Regions from separate parts of the Homo sapiens genome. Here region 2 is linked to region 1. The links are chromatin loops, found by intact Hi-C in ENCODE. Cell type or tissue: ascending aorta. All regions are shown on one strand.

Evidence for each region. Hi-C counts contacts between places; a loop is a spot of excess contacts. Peaks named below come from ENCODE experiments on the same cell type or tissue, not always from the same donor. Only the 100,000 strongest peaks of a DNase experiment are listed, where the experiment ranks them.
Region 2: it touches region 1 in a loop (2.4-fold over the local background); 3 of 110 quality-filtered maps call a loop at or near these places.

Annotation. Positions count from the first base shown.
Region 1 is chr3:109,681,399-109,689,398 of GRCh38, reverse strand. The region is part of intron 2 of LOC124906267 (a long non-coding RNA gene); the gene reads right to left. Among named protein-coding and RNA genes, the nearest start is that of MIR4445, 83 kb to the right of the region's middle. In ascending aorta, no CTCF peak of the experiment used is centred here; a DNase peak (open chromatin) is centred at 3,878; H3K4me3 peaks cover 508 bases; H3K27ac peaks cover 2,451 bases.
Region 2 is chr3:109,548,793-109,556,792 of GRCh38, reverse strand. No RefSeq gene overlaps it. Among named protein-coding and RNA genes, the nearest start is that of MIR4445, 50 kb to the left of the region's middle. In ascending aorta, no CTCF peak of the experiment used is centred here; no DNase peak of the experiment used is centred here; H3K27ac peaks cover 2,432 bases.

The DNA.
Region 1 (8,000 bases):
GCTGAGGCAGGAGAATGGCGTGAACCCGGGAGGCGGAGCTTGCAGTGAGCCGAGATCCCGCCACTGCACTCCAGCCTGGGCGACAGAGCGAGACTCCGCCTCAAAAAAAAAAAAAAAAAAAAAGAGAACTACCATTTGACCCAGTAAACCCCATCCTCGGTATATATCCAAAAGAAAACAAATCATTCTACCAAAAAGACATATGCAACTGTATGTTCATTGCACCACTATACAGAATAGCAAAGACATGAAACCAACATAGGTGCCCATCAATGGTGGATTGGGTTAAAAAAAATGTGGCATGTATATACCATAAAATACTACACAGCCATAAAATAATGAAAGCATGTCCTTTGCAGCAACATGGATGCAGCTGGAGGCCATTATCTTAAGTGAATTAATGAAAGAATAGAAAACCAAACACCATATGTTCTCACTTATAAATGGGAGCTAAACATTAGATACTCACAGACATAAAGATGGCATCAATAGACACTGAGGACTACTAGAGAGGGAAGGAAGGAAAGGAGCAAGCAAGGGCTGAAAAACTGTTGGGTATTATGCTCAGTACCTGGGTGATGGGATCATTTGTATCTCAGCATCACACAATATACCCAGTTAACAAACCTGCACATGTACCCCCTGAATCTAAAATAAAAGTTGAAAAAAAAAAACGTAAACTATTATATTTAAAGAATATTCAGTGAAACCAGAGTTATTAAATTAATAGTAGTAATAAAGGCCTTGTTGTAAGAAATGAACATTCCATCATCAAGCTGAACAATGGGGGATACTTTAAAGAAACTCCAATAGAAGTAGTTCTCACGATTTGGAGATTGTAATAGTTTCTTATAGAACAGAAACTGGAAACTGACATCAAGACCAACTAATTATACGTAAATATATTTTTAAAATATATAATTTTAATATACAGCATGAATTTAAGCCATCTTCACAAATCCTTTTATCTTATTCATAATGCCCAAATTGAAGGGCCTGACTACTGCTTTATAGGTATACAAAGGTCTAGTAGATCTTATTTGGCTATTAGTTCCCAGTTATTAGATAAGCAAAGAATGGCCAGTTGTTTTCCTTACAGAATTAAGCTTTAATAAGCTTTATTTCCATATGGCATGTTACAGTTTCATAGATCAAAATACCTGCAGTTTCTAAGAAACAAGTTTAAGCTTTAGCATTTATTTCCAGATAAATAGCAGTGTTCTTCAATAAACCAGGTACTAGAAAAAGTTATAGTGCCTCAGTTATATATTCTGCTTTTACTATAAGTGCTTCCAAACTATTTCAGTACTTACTTTCCCCAACTCCTGTGAGAGTAAGAAGTCCGGATCACCAATGCTTAGGTGATTTTCTAGGTTACAAATCTTGTGGAAAGTGGAAAGAGCCTTACTGTGTCACAGACTTGAACAAATAACCCCAGAATGAGTACTACTTAAGAAAGAAGAGAATATCTATTTCAGCCTCTGAACTACTTTTCATTTGCTTCAGCTTTGATTTAAGGCATTTAGTCTAAGGCTGATAATGTTTTCATTCTGGCTAACATGCCATTCCTGAGCCTTGCTTTCCAATGCATTCCTTGTTGTTATTAGCCTCTGCTTTACATGGATGGGAGATTGACTACAATAGGCTCCCACATCATCTAGCTTGTGGCTTAGCTAGTTAGAGGCACTGCAGAAGGTGGGAAGCTAGAGGGAGGAGAAACCAGAATATTTCTCCATGCTCTTTCTGCTCAACCTTGATTATTGAGATTACTATTATTATGCATTAGCTATGTGAAATATATTCACATCACTTACAATTAAATAATCTTTACTGGCAAAATACAAAGATCACTAAATTTATTTATTATTTTTATTTTATTTTTTTTATTTATTTATTTATTTATTTATTTATTTATTTATTTTTGAGACAGAGTCTCACTCTTGTTGCCCAGGCTGGAGTGCGATGGCATGATCTCGACTCACCACAACCTCTGCCTCCCAGTTTCAAGTGATTCTCCTGCCTCAGCCTCCCAGGTAGCTGGGATTACAGGCATGCACTATCACGCCCAGCTAATTTTGTATTTTTAGTAGAGATGGGGTTTCTCCATGTTGGTCAGGCTGGTCTCGAACTCCCAACCTCAGGTGATCTGCCCACCTCGGCCTCCCAAAGTGCTGGCCTCCCAAAGGCGTGAGCCACCGCGCCCAGCCAGAAATCACTAGATTTATTTTTAAATGAAAACAAACTACAAATTGCTATGAAATAATTTAAAATTGCTGTCATCTGAAGTCATTGGGCTTAATCTTTTTATTCCTGGTTTAATTATGAAAAATGACTCATTATCATTTACCATACTGGGTTAGAATTACCTTGTACCTCTATAAGGACACTGGTTTTTTAACCATTTCCCAGAGAACATCTGTACAGTTCTCAAAATATTATTGTAACAACATTAAGAGCATAATTAATAGAAGACCTCTCACTTGTTTGCAAAGCCAAGCAGACAAGTAAGAACAGTAAGAGCAATAAGTTATACAGAAGGCTTGGCACCTTTTTGCAGTTGACTAGTAAGTGAGTCCCTTCCCTACTTTATTTGTAGTTTATAACAAGCCTTGAGAGATTTTTAAAATATTGATTATCTAAATACATAAACTAACTACGTTAATAAAGAAAATATCTGGTAGAAGATATGTTGAAAATAGTTATCAATGTTGCTTAAGGTTTCTATTTGAAATGTCAATTTTTAAGAAAAGGAAGATAAAAAATAAAAGTGTGATGCTAAAAAATTAACAACTGCATAGCAGTGCACAATACACAAAGTAAATTTCAGATCCAAATAGATTATTATCATCCCATGCTCATAAATTACAATTGTGCATAGCATAGGCTAAGCGAGCTCAAAGTTACAATAAATCATGGATCTGGGAGTTGCTACCTGTTCCTTTATCCCAGAATGATGGTGTACATAATAACGGTTATATCGATAATAATCATTTAAATCTATTGGTTTAGAAAACTGCAAAGTCCAGGAGTATATTTGGCTTTAAGCATAGCTTCAGTCATGGCATGAAGCTCAAGTGATGTCATCAGTGTCTGTTTCTCTCCATCACTTGGAGGTACTGATCAAATGATGGCCAGGAGTCCACCATCCATTGGTGTCACTGTGCCCACTGGATCCCAGAATACAACGTGAATTATTCTTTCTGGAATTGGACAAACGATACTCTTGATAGTCTAAGTACAGCTGTAGGGCTGGAAGAACCTTGTACTGAAGGATGCCACATAGCTCACAATTCCCCTGGGCTTATTTATGAAAGAGGAATAATTATAAACATCATGTCTAAGTAAGCATTACTGAAAGCTAAAATCTTCTCTGATTTCACCAAATGATCTGTACAAGAATGTTCATAGCAGCTTTACTAACTGTATCTCTGTATTAGTCCATTCTCACACTGCTATAAAGGACTTCCCTAAGACTAGGTAATCTATAAAGAAAAGAGGTTTAATTGACTCACAGTTCTGCACATCTGGAGAGCCTCAGGAAACTTACAATTATGGCAGAAGTGTAACAGTCTTTCGTTGTCTTAGATAATGCCCAGAGGAGCACAGACACAAAGGTGAGGTTGGAACAAAAGTTTACAGCTGAAAGAAGAAAGCTCTCTTCCAGAAGAGGGGGTCCCAAATAGGAAGACCCACTATGAGTCTGGGGTCCAGGGTTTTTATGGTCTGGGAAGGGGAAGGAATGAGCTTAATCAGTGAGCTGTCTTAGTGAATGTATGACTCAGCTTGGCCTGGTACCAACCAGGAGCTGAAATGATGATTCATAGAGGCTGCTCAGCTTGGCCCAGGACCTGTTAGAAGCTGAAGTGAAAGCCTGGCCCGGGACCAATCAGAGGCTGAAGTGATGAGTCACAGGAGCTGGACTTATAGTCCTAATAAAGGAAAGTAGAGTGCCCACTGGAACCCCCCAGAGTCCACCATGCCCATGCCCACAAAAGGAGAAGAAACTTTTCCTGGGAGCCCACTGACTATACACAGGACAAAGGCATTTCTATGCCAGGCCTTGTTCCCTTGTCTGAGTGAGCTGGAGGTTTGTGCAAGTTTTCAGCCAAATGGGCCGGAGGTTTTTTCTATCTGTGCAGCTGTGGGCATGTCTCCAGGCACAACACCCTGTGCTAGTTCCCTTATCGGTGCCTGCAGCTTGAATTTTTTCCCAGGCTGCTTTTTATGTTATGTGGGGATGAGGAACTGACCCATGGGCCGGGGGCTCTCCAGGACCCTTTCCTTGTTATCTACCTAAGGCAAGCTAACTAACTCCTTTCAGTGGGAGAAGCAGGCACATCTTACATGGTGGCAGGCAAGAGAGGGGGATGAAGGAAGAACTTCCAAACACTTATAAAACCATCAGATCTTATGAGAACTCATTCACTAGTATGAGAACAGCATGGGCGAAACTGCCCCCATGATCCAATCACCTCCCTCCCTCAACACATGGGGATTACAGGTCCCTCCTGTGACACTTGGGAACTACAATTTGAGATGAGATTTGGGTGGGGACACAGAGCCAAATCATATCACTCTCCCAACTAGAAACAACTGAAATACTCGTCAGTAGGAGAATGGATACATAAACTGTGAAAATTCATACAATGGAATACAGATGGTTCCTGACTTAACAATGGTTTGGCTGACTTATGATTTTTGAACTTTAAGGTGGTATGGAAACCATACTTTAAGTACCCATACAACCATTCTGCTTTTCACTTTCAGTACAGTGTCCAATAAATTACATGAGATAGTCAACACTTTATTATCAAGTAGTGTTAGATTTTTGAGCCCAAGTATAGGCTAATGTAAGTTCTCTGAACACGTCTAAGGAAGTGAGCCTAAGCTATGATGTTCAGTAGGTTACGTATATTAAATGCATTTTGACTAACTATATTGTCAACTTACAACAGGTTTATCAGGACATACCCCATCATAAGTCAAGGAGCATCTATACTACATCAGAGGAAAAAAAGAACAAATGGATACTACCTGCAATCATATGGCTCAAACTTTCAGACTTTATGTTAAGTAAATGAAGCCAGGTTAAAAAGAGTACATACTCTATAATTCCATTTATATGAAGTTCAAAAACAGGCAAAACTAATTGATTATAACAAAATCTAGAGTCTTAGTTTCCTTGAAGTCACTGGGTTTTGACTGAGGAGGGGCATGAAGGAAATTTCTGGCTGTTGGAAATGTTACATCTCAATCTAAGTGGTAGTTATTTGGATATGAGTGTAAAAGTTCCTTGAGCTGACACTTAAGAATAGTGTGCTTTACTCACTTTATTATGCATATGCTAAAAGTCAATATTAAAATTTGGTTTAAAATCTGCTCTGAATCATTTGACCATGAACACATTGGCTAATATGCCACATCATAAAATACCACAGTGAAACATCACAGTGATACATCTAAATATGCCACCATCCTGACACTCTTCTTAAACTTATTCATCCTGGATATGCAGTGACCTTTATGTTTTTAAGGTGATATATTTTAAAAGAACATGAATTTTGAATTGTTTACTCAGTTTCAGTAACAGATATGCTCAGACTTGTCTGTGTTCTGAGATTTAGCTGCTGTTATCAGCAACATGTATTTACCAACAAACCAGGTGCAGAGATGCAATAACATGTACAGTATATGCCCACTAGTAATCATATCAGCCAGCAATAATGTAACCTGATGCAACAAATAGATTATTTCAAGTGGGGTAAAATTGAATTTTTATAAATGGAAGCCTACTAAAACTCCATTTTCAAGATTTATTTTTGCTAATTTCTCCATCCAAATCAGCAAAACAAGTAATTAATTAGCTGAAGCCACTTAAATATAATGTTTCTTAAAATATTTCTTTAATAAGATGTAGTGTCTGTTTTATAAGTTTCTCCCTCCTCTTCAATTTGCTTAAAACTACACCATAGGTCAACAAAAGAAAAACACAAGTTTTGATAATCTTTTGTCTTTTCTCTTTCTTTTATTTTTTTTAAGAGATGAGGTCTCGCTCTGTCACCTCGGCTGGAGTGCAGTGGCGCAATCATGGCTCACTGCAGTCTTGACCTCCCAGGATGAAGCTATCCTCCCACCTCAGTCTCCCCAATAGCTGGGACTACAGGCAAATGCCACCAGGCCTGGCTGATTTTTGTATTATTTGTAGACACAGGATCTCACCGTGTTGCCCAGGATGGTCTCCAACTCTTGAGTTCATGCAATCTACCCACCTCAGCCTCCAAAAGTGCTGGGATTTCAGGCATAAGCCACCACACCTGGCCTTTTGTTTTGTCTTTAAGTCTTTGGTAGTGAGTCAATGGAAGAACAGAAAGATCAAGTAATGAAATCATTTAAAGTCAGGCCCATCCAGCTTAAGTCAGATGCAATTTGTTAATATGAGGCTTACAAATCCTGGGTTTTATTAGAAAACGTTGATTACTAGAGGTTTAGGAGTCTGATGATCTTGTTAACAGCCTCCCTATGCTGACCGAGAACTTGGGGAAATTGCAGTCTCTTTTCAGACTACTTTTCAAGAAATTTCTCCCTGGTTGCTTTTCAGAACTAAATGGTTTCTTTGCTTGAAAAATTGAACAAACAACTGAATTCTGGCCTTGCAAAGTTCTCTTCTGTTTTCAGGTTGGTGGCATTTCGGCTACAGTATGTCATCTGCTTTTTGAGACTCTGATATCTCCCAGAACATCCTTGAAAATAAGATCACATATTTTTATAAAAAGGAATGATGTGTGATATTGAACCTGTTCTTGCTCATGCTAGATTAAAGGAAACCTGTTCAATAATTCATGATGACCTGATATGTATTAAAATTTCACTAAGTACAATATCATTTTGACTCTCTTTTAGAAAAAGAATATATTTTATTCCATATAAGGGCCAAAACATATTGTTATGTATTGACACTGAAATATAATAGGCAACTTTTACAATGCTAGGCACATAGGAAGTGCCTAATACATTATCATTGATTGACTGACATGTAAATGAACTGTGTGATTCTTTATGATCTTTCACAGATTGGGAAGCTCTGAAAACACATTACTTATTCAAAAAAGAACTGAAAGATCAGTCCCTGAATGAGCAGCTCTATTGTTCTGTCCAACTGTCTTTGGCCTAGGTGAGAGGATATTTAACTTAGATTTAACTGGTCTTCAGATGTGTCTACTTGAACTTCCATGTCACAAATGGAGCAGAAAGCAAGATATGCACAGAGCAGAAAAGACAAGTCAATATCTGACCTCCAAAATCAATTCAGGGAAACATTTTCAGTACTTAACTCTGTATTGTTCAAGTTCCTGTGCAAAGAAAATAAACTAGGCCTTCTCCTGGCTCTGTAGGAGGTCATAATGCATAGAGTTCTAGTCTCTAGAATAAATCTATCTATTGAAGAACAAGGTGATTGTAATACATTAGTAGTTCTCCCCTTATATCCAGGGTTTTGTTTTTTATAGTTTCAACTACTCATGGTCAACCAGAGTCTGGAAACAGGTGATTACAGTACAATAATGTATTTTGAGAGGGAGAAACAGACCACATTCACATAACTTTTATTACAGTATATTAATTGTTCTATTTTATTATTAGTTATTTTTGTTAATATCTTAACAGGCCTAATTCGTAAATTAAATTTTATCATAGTTTATGTATGTATAGAAAAAGACATCGCATATATAGAGTTTGGTACTATCCACGGATTCAAGAATTCACTAGGGATTTTGGACTGTTTCCCCACAGATAAGGGGAGACTACTGTACACAGTGTTCAAAGATGAATATCCCTTCAGGTTGAAGCTGAATGAATGCATATTTGGAGTGAACAGAGATAGAGATATGAGAGTACTTATTTATATATCCTGATCTAGAAAGCAGAAAGCTGTTGGACTGCTTTCTCTTCTTTCTTTTTTTTTTTTTTTTTTTGAGACAGGGTCTCATGGAGTGCAGTGGCAC
Region 2 (8,000 bases), 130 kb after region 1:
TATGTGTACAAAGTAGAAAATCTAGAGGAGATGGATAACTTGCTGGAAATACACATCCCTCCTAGATTAAATTAAATCATGAAGAAGTAGAAACTGAACAAATAAAGAATAAGTAGAGGGATTGAAACCAATAAAAAAAATTGCCAACAAAAAAATGTCCAGGACCAAATGGATTCACAGCTGAATCCTATTAGACATTTAAAGAAGAATTGCTACCAATCCTACTGAAACTATTCTAAAAGATAGAAACAGAGGGAATCCTCCCTAAATCATTCTATGAAGCCAGTATCACCCAAATACCAAAATCAGGAAAGAACATAACAACAACAACAACAACAAAACTACAAACCAATATCCCTGATGAACATAGATGCAAAAATCCTGAACAAAATACTAGCTAACCAAATCCAACAGCATATCAAAAAGATAATACAACATGAGCAAGTGGATTTCATACCAGGGGTCCAGGGATGGTTTAAAATACACAAGTCAATTAATGTGGTATATTACATAAACAGAATTAAAAGCAAAAATTATATAATCATCTCTACAGAAGCAGAAAAAGCATTTGACAAAATCCAGCATCCCTTTATGATTAAAATCCTCAGCAAAACTGGCACAGAAGAAGTATATCTCAAAGTAATAAAAGCCATCTATGACAAACCCATAGCCAACATCATACGGAACAGGGAAAAGCTGAAAGCAATCCCCGTGAGAACTGGAAAAAACAAGGATGCTCACTTTTGCCACTTATATTCAATGTAGTACTGGAAATCCTAGCCAGAGCAATCAGGCAAGAGAAAGAAATAAAGGGCATCCAAATTGGAAAAGAGAAAGTCACACTGTCACTGCTCTCAGATATGATCATATACCTAGAAAATGCTAAAGACTCATCTAAAAAGCTCCTAGATCTGATAAATGAATTCAGTAAAGTTTCAAGACACAAAATCAGTGTACACAAATCAGTAGCACTTCTACACCAACAACAACCAAGCTGAGAATAAAATAAAGAACTCAATCTTTATTACAACTGCAAATAAAATAAAATAAAATGAAATAAAATATTCAGGAATATACTTAACCAAGGAGGTCAGAGATCTCTACAAGGAAAACTACAATACACTGCTGAAAGAAATCATAGAAGACGCAAAGTAATGGAAACACATCCCATGTTCCTGAATGGGTAGAATTATTGTGAAAATAACCATAATGCCAAAGGCAATCTACAGATTCAATGTAATTCCCATCAAAATATCACTATCATTTTCAAAGAACTAGAAAAAAATCCTAAAATTAATATTGAATGAAAAAAGAGCCTGCATAGCCAAAGCAAGACTAAGCAAAAAGAACAAATTTGGAGGCATCACATTAGGTTATGTGATAGACTTCAAACTATACTACAAGGCTATAGCTACCGAAGCAGTATGGTACTGGTATAAAAAAAAGGCATGAAGACCAATGGAACAGAATAGAGAACCCAGAAATAAACTCAAATACTTACAGCCAACTGATCTTCAACAAACCACACAAAAACACAAAGTGGGGAAAGGACACCCTCTTCAATAAATGGTGGTGGGATAATTGGCAAGACACATATAGAAGAATGAAACTGAATCCTCATCTCTCACCTTAGACAAAGATCAACTCAAGATGGATCAAAGACTTAAATCTAAGACTTGAAACCTTAAAAATTCTAGAAGATAACACCAGAAAAACTCTTCTAGACATTGGCTTAGGAAAAGACTTCATGACCAAGAACCCAAAAGCAAATGCAAAATAAATAAATAAATAAATAAATAAATAGGACTTAATTAAACTAAAATGCTTCCACACAGCAAAAGAAATAATCAGCAGAATAAACAGACAACCCACAGAGTGGGAGAAAATATTCACAAACTATGCATCTGACAAAGCATTAATATCCAGAGTCTACAAGGAATTCAAACTAATCAACAAGAAAAAAAACAAATAATCCCCTTAAAAAGTGGGCAAAGGACATGAATAGACAGTTCTCAAAAGAAGATATAGAAATGGCCAACAAACATATGAAAAACTGCTCAACATCACTAATAATCAGGGAAATGCAAATAAATCAAAACCACAATGTGATACCACCTTATCCCCTAATGTGTATGAGGAGAGCCCTTATCTCATCAGTTGAAGGCCCAAATAAAACAAAAAGTCTGATGCTCCTCTACATAGGAGAGAATACAATTAGTGTCCTTATAAAATAGGCTCAAAGGAGATCCCTTGCCTTTCCATCTTGTGAGGTTAGAGTGAGAAGACAACTGTAGCTGAGAAAGCTGGCCCTCACCACACAAAATCTTCTGGTGCCTTGATCTTGGACTTCTGTGTCTCTGGAACTGTGAGAAATAAATTTCAGTTGGTTATAAGCCTCCCAGTCTACGGTTTTTTTAATCGTAGCTGCCTGAACAAAGGCACTCACCAAAAAACTTCTGGTTTTAATTTAACTTTCCATGTACAACTTCTCACCTTGAAAAATGCTCCCTCTTCAGGCTAAGTATTTTAGGCTGTGTATCAGATTACTTAGATACCTGTTATTTTTGTCTAGCTGGCAATCATTCAGCCTTCTTCTGAAGAGAACATTTTCATTTCCCTCAGTTCATGTTTGTGAATATTATTCATCTTTCCAGATACAGGAATAGGAATGTGATTTAGGCCTAGATAAGGCAAAGCTACTCTGATTGGTTTCATGATGGATGTGATCAAATCTAGATCAGTGAGAATCAGCCATAGGAGTTTTGCTGGAACCATTTGCAAATATCTGGAATGAGACGTGCTCGTCCTGACAGAGTTGCTAAACTGCTAGAATATAAGCCTGAAGTTATGGCCAATTTTGCCATATTTGGTTGCCTAAGCATAAAGCTAATGCAAATGAAAACAATGCCAGAAGACAGGATAGAATCTGTGCCACCTAATCTAAATATCTGAGACTATTTGTCTCTAAAGATAGCACTGCTCTTTCTCGTTATGAAAGTCAGCCACTTTTATCTTGCTTTATTTTGTTTTGCATAAGCCAGCTTGAGTTGGGCTTTTGTAATTTTCCATAGAAAAAGATCTGAATCATGCAAATGGAAAATTTAAAAAATAAAGCCTGAGCCTACACGGATCAGCTTCCTCTGGTTTATGCATTGGTCTCTCTGAACCTAGTTAGTAAGCTTATTCTTGGTGTGCTAACAGCTTGTGTTTTTCAGTGTACAGAACTGAGAACCAAACCCTGGACTAGATAAAATTCACCAATCCAAATGCTGGTTTGTGAAGCTGTATAGCGTATGAATTAAAAGCATGTACTTTGCCAGAATAAAGCCTTAGCATTACATTTTAGCTTCCTCATTTACTCAGTGAGGTTTCTTGGGCAGGCAAATTATTTAACCTCTATAAGACTCAGTGCCCACATCTGTACAATGGGTCTGGCAATTCCACTTCTAGTACCCCATACTTACACATCTGTATATTATGCTCAATGCATATATTACTCTCAATAAGTCATATGTAATAGTTTGTATTCTTTTATCCATGCATGTGTGCACATGTGTGTTTCTATGTGGATGAGCATGTGTGTATATACATTTGTGTGTGTCTATATAAATTTGAGTTCGTGTGTATTTGTGCAAACCTATATTATTCTGGGGCAATATTGTGTTCTTCTATAGGCTTTGAATTTGGATAAAGCCAAAATAAAATCCTAGATCTCTTGCCTACTAAATGTAAGTAAGCTAGTAATTAAAAATTATTTTAATAATCAAGACTTATTAAAAATTTAGTATGTGAACATTTATGTCTAAGTGCTGGGTCATTTAACTTGCAAGACAACACTGAGTTAAGAATGGCATAGGTGGGCCGGGTGCGGTGGCTCACGCCTGTAGTCCCAGCACTTTGGGAGGTTGAGGCGGGCAGATCATGGGGTCAGGAGATAGAGACCATCCTGGCTAACACAGTGAAACCCTGTCTCTACTAAAAATACAAAAAAAATTAGCCAGGCGTGGTGGCAGGCACCTGTAGTCCCAGCTACTCGGGAGGTTGAGGCAGGAGAATGACTTGAACCCAGGAAGTGGAGCTTTCAGTGAGCCGAGATCGCGCCACTGCACTCCAGCCTGGGCAACAGAGCGAGACTCCATCTCAAAAAAAAAAAAAAAAAAAGAAGAATGGCATGGGTGAGGAAGCTGAAACTGAAAGAACATAAGGGGTTTGACTGTCATCATACAATTCAAGGGTAGCAAAGTCATGATTTGACTCAGTTCTATGAAAAGTTAAAATCACTTGTTCTCACCTAAACTTCTATGCTGCTTTCCTAATAAAGCAATACAAACAATACAGAGAAAACTGAGGACCTGTCTTTTCATGCAAATGGAATCTACTGAATGAGCAACTTAGGAAGTAACCTTTCATGCCTAAGGGATTATCTGTGTCTTCTGTATGTGAATGGCTCTGATCCAAGAATTAAACAATGGACTTCCATAAGATTGATAGGAATAGAGTGATCATCTCTTTTCCAAAACTACCCATTGCACTTTGGCAGATATTTATGTTTTTCTCAAACACGAGAATGCCCAGAAGCATAGCCATGAATCTAAATGCATAGGACTTTTAGCAGAAATCTTAGGGGGCAACTTTACAAGTGCCTGAAATAATGACCAAAGCAATTTTTAAAATGTGTTCAAATAATAGTTGTGAACACAGTCAAATTGTTCCACCTAAGATGCAAAGGAAAGGTAATTACCTGTAAAACACATAAAATATATATTGTTTACTCATCATTAACTCTGAACACCTTTATGCTAATGGATAGAATAAGACATGCTCCCAACAATAAGGTGACATAAACAGCCAGAGTAAGTTGGGGGGCACAAAGACCTCCCAGATGAGTGAATGACATCCCAGTAACCTTGCAGAATCCCTGTTACCAGCTGCAGACTTCAATCACCTGTGGAAGCAATAAATTATGCGAGAAAACCCAAACAGGCACTGCAGATTGCTTTACAAACATGATCTTATCTCTACACAGCCTCTAGCAAGGTGACAGAAAACCACCTTGTAGGTGAAGAAATAGAGCATCAAGGAAGAAGACAAATGACAAGACCCAATAGAACAAAGCCCCAGTTCTCTGAAGCCCAAAAATGTTTTGCCGTTATTGATACTTCTCCAAAGTTTCTATCATGTGGGGTTCCTTTAAGTTCTTCATTTTTAATGTTAAGAAAGCATTTCTGGAACAGTTTTAAATTATTGAACTACAGTCCTGCTTTTACCTTCTATTCATTTTTCCTCCTCCACATTCTTAGGGAAGCACAGAAGTTAACTAATGTTTGTGAGTTCCTGCACTGTGCCAGGCAACTTAAATGAATTCTAAATAGAAACACGTGTTCTCAATAAACCTTTTAGTACTTTTCCTCTTTTATAATCCACTGTTCCCTCCTGGAAGCAGAAATTATCAGAGGAACTGTTGCATAACTGTAAGCAGAGTAAAAGGGCAGTACCAGCACTCCTGATCCTGACAGTTTTCTTTTTAATGTGGTGGCTTTAGTCAATTCTGAAAAGAATTTTGAGAATAAAAAGTCTGTGATTTTTATCATGGACTTTTACTCAGCTCATGGTAACTTCAGTAATGGAGAAAGAACTAAGCTGCCAATAGCACAAACAATGTCAATGGAGTAATTATAGATGATGGATGAATAGATGAATAGACAGATAAACATAGATGATAGATGGATATAATAGGTGATAGGTAGATAATAAATAAATTCCACTTTCAATCCTCTTTTTTTCTATGTAAACATTTCTATCTAAATGTTAATGTAGGAAACATTAAAGTTAGGCAAAGGTTTTCTCTTTCAAAGGTACCAATGGAAGGTTAAACTTGAAATTAAAATACATTTCTCTAGCAGAGTGAAGAAATTAGAACACTTTTCCAAGTGTCCAGTGTAAGCTCAAGTGAGAATTGGACTTAATTCCCAATTTCTGATCCATAGCTAAAATGTTTTGTATGTATGACCAAAAACATTTCTTGCTAAATCAGCAAACTGCCTTTGATTTTAGTAGGTGGTATGACAGAAAATATACAAAAATGTTTATGAGCACAAATGCTTGAATCAACTGCCTGGGGTTCAACTCTTGACTCTACCACTAGGTACCTATGTGATTTAACACAATATTTAACCTTTTATGCCTCAAACTCTTTATCTATAAAATGTGGGTAATGGGAGTATCTACCTCATGAGCTGCTGTAAGGATAAATAAATTTTAAAAGAAAGAACCTTCGAACACTTCCTGGTACATTTTATGCACTCAGTAGATGTTAGCTAATATGATTATCACCAAATTTCAAGATGTTAAAACTGTAGCAGGATATTAGTCTATGTTTTGTTTTTCTCTTTGATGCAACTGAAAGCTATTATATTTTTCTTTCCTTTCTCAAGAAAAAAACCCAAGATTTTGAGTCCTAGGGTGGAAGTATGAGAGAAATTAGAATTAACAACCTCTGTTTTCCAAATATTTTCATAAAGGAACGTGGCTAAATTTAATTAAGAAAGGTGGGGGAAGGGGGCAAAAAGATGAAAGATGAGAATGTGGCCTGGAAGAAATGAGAGGGTGAGCATCCCACAGACTTAGAGCTGTATAGGGTTGAATTTTCAGCAAGTGAAGGAGACCCATGTTTCAGCCGCACACAGCACCCCAGATGGACGATGGAGAGGAGTATCTGATGTTGGCCTCTAAGAACCTAGGCCTTGAGGGCAGCATCAGGGGCCTCTGTGGACCAATGAGTAGGACCAGTCAGAGATATCTGAGATGGCCCAGTACAACTCTACCAGAAAAATAACAGAAGACAAGTATGTGCAAAGTATTGTGCAGCAGACTAAACTGTGGTAATGATCAAGACATGCTGGGCTATGGATCAGATCACTTACTCATCACAACTTGCCCCAACTCAAGTCTTATAGAACCATATGGAGGAGCCCCAAATAAAAACTAATATTGTTTTCCTTACTGCCCTGTTAATTGAAGACTAGACCCACAATTAATTTGTTTTAAAACAGTGAAACTTTATCTCAAGCAATGCAGGGCACAAGTATAGGTTTTGAAGTTATTTTGACCTCAGTTTAAACACTAGCTATGTCTGTGACCATGAGTAAATGACTACTTCACTAAACTTTAGTTACCACATTTGTAAAATTATAGCATACTTACCTGGAAGAGTATGTGTAAAAATTAGTAAAGTTAGTAAATCATTAATTAATAGACACATAATGTAGTACATAGTAGGTTCTCAGTAAAGGGAAACTATGGTTATTATAATATAAATGTGCTCCTTTATGCAGAAAAATAATGATCAATGAAAGATGACCCTCATATAAAAGAGAGCCTGTGACATGCAGCTCAGATCTCCTTCAGGACCAAGGCACTCTTGAACTAGGTTGCCTAGAATACGGGTTATATGACACATTCAATAGCAGGAGCATGGAGAGCATATGTAGAACTGGATCTAAAGGGGCTAGAACAAGGAGTCTTGGAACATACAGTTGGTAAGAGAGAGTTTATCAATATGGGAGTACTATCCTGTGAAGCAGGATTTAACATCCTGCAAGAACACTGGGAGATGGTCTAACATGCCACTCAGATGGCCTGAGATGCACAAGAAAGCGATACATTAGATGAATTAGAAATACTAAAAATTCTTCATTCATGAAAAGACTGACTCAGTAGGTGAGCACAAGTTGAAAATTGACAGCTGCTACATCTCACTCAGAGGTGACTTTGAAAAAAAAAAAAGCAAAAAAGAAAATTTCTCACAATGGGCAGAGCTTCAGCAGGTGTACCCAGCCATCTGCTTTGTGTGGAATGAAAAGTGGCCCATACACATATATATATATATAGTTTCATGAGCAATGGCAAAGGACTTTACTGGTTAATCAACACATAGAAGGAAAAAACCCCTGGATGTCTGGTACAGGGAAGTCTGGAAAAGAGGCATGTGGATTGACATA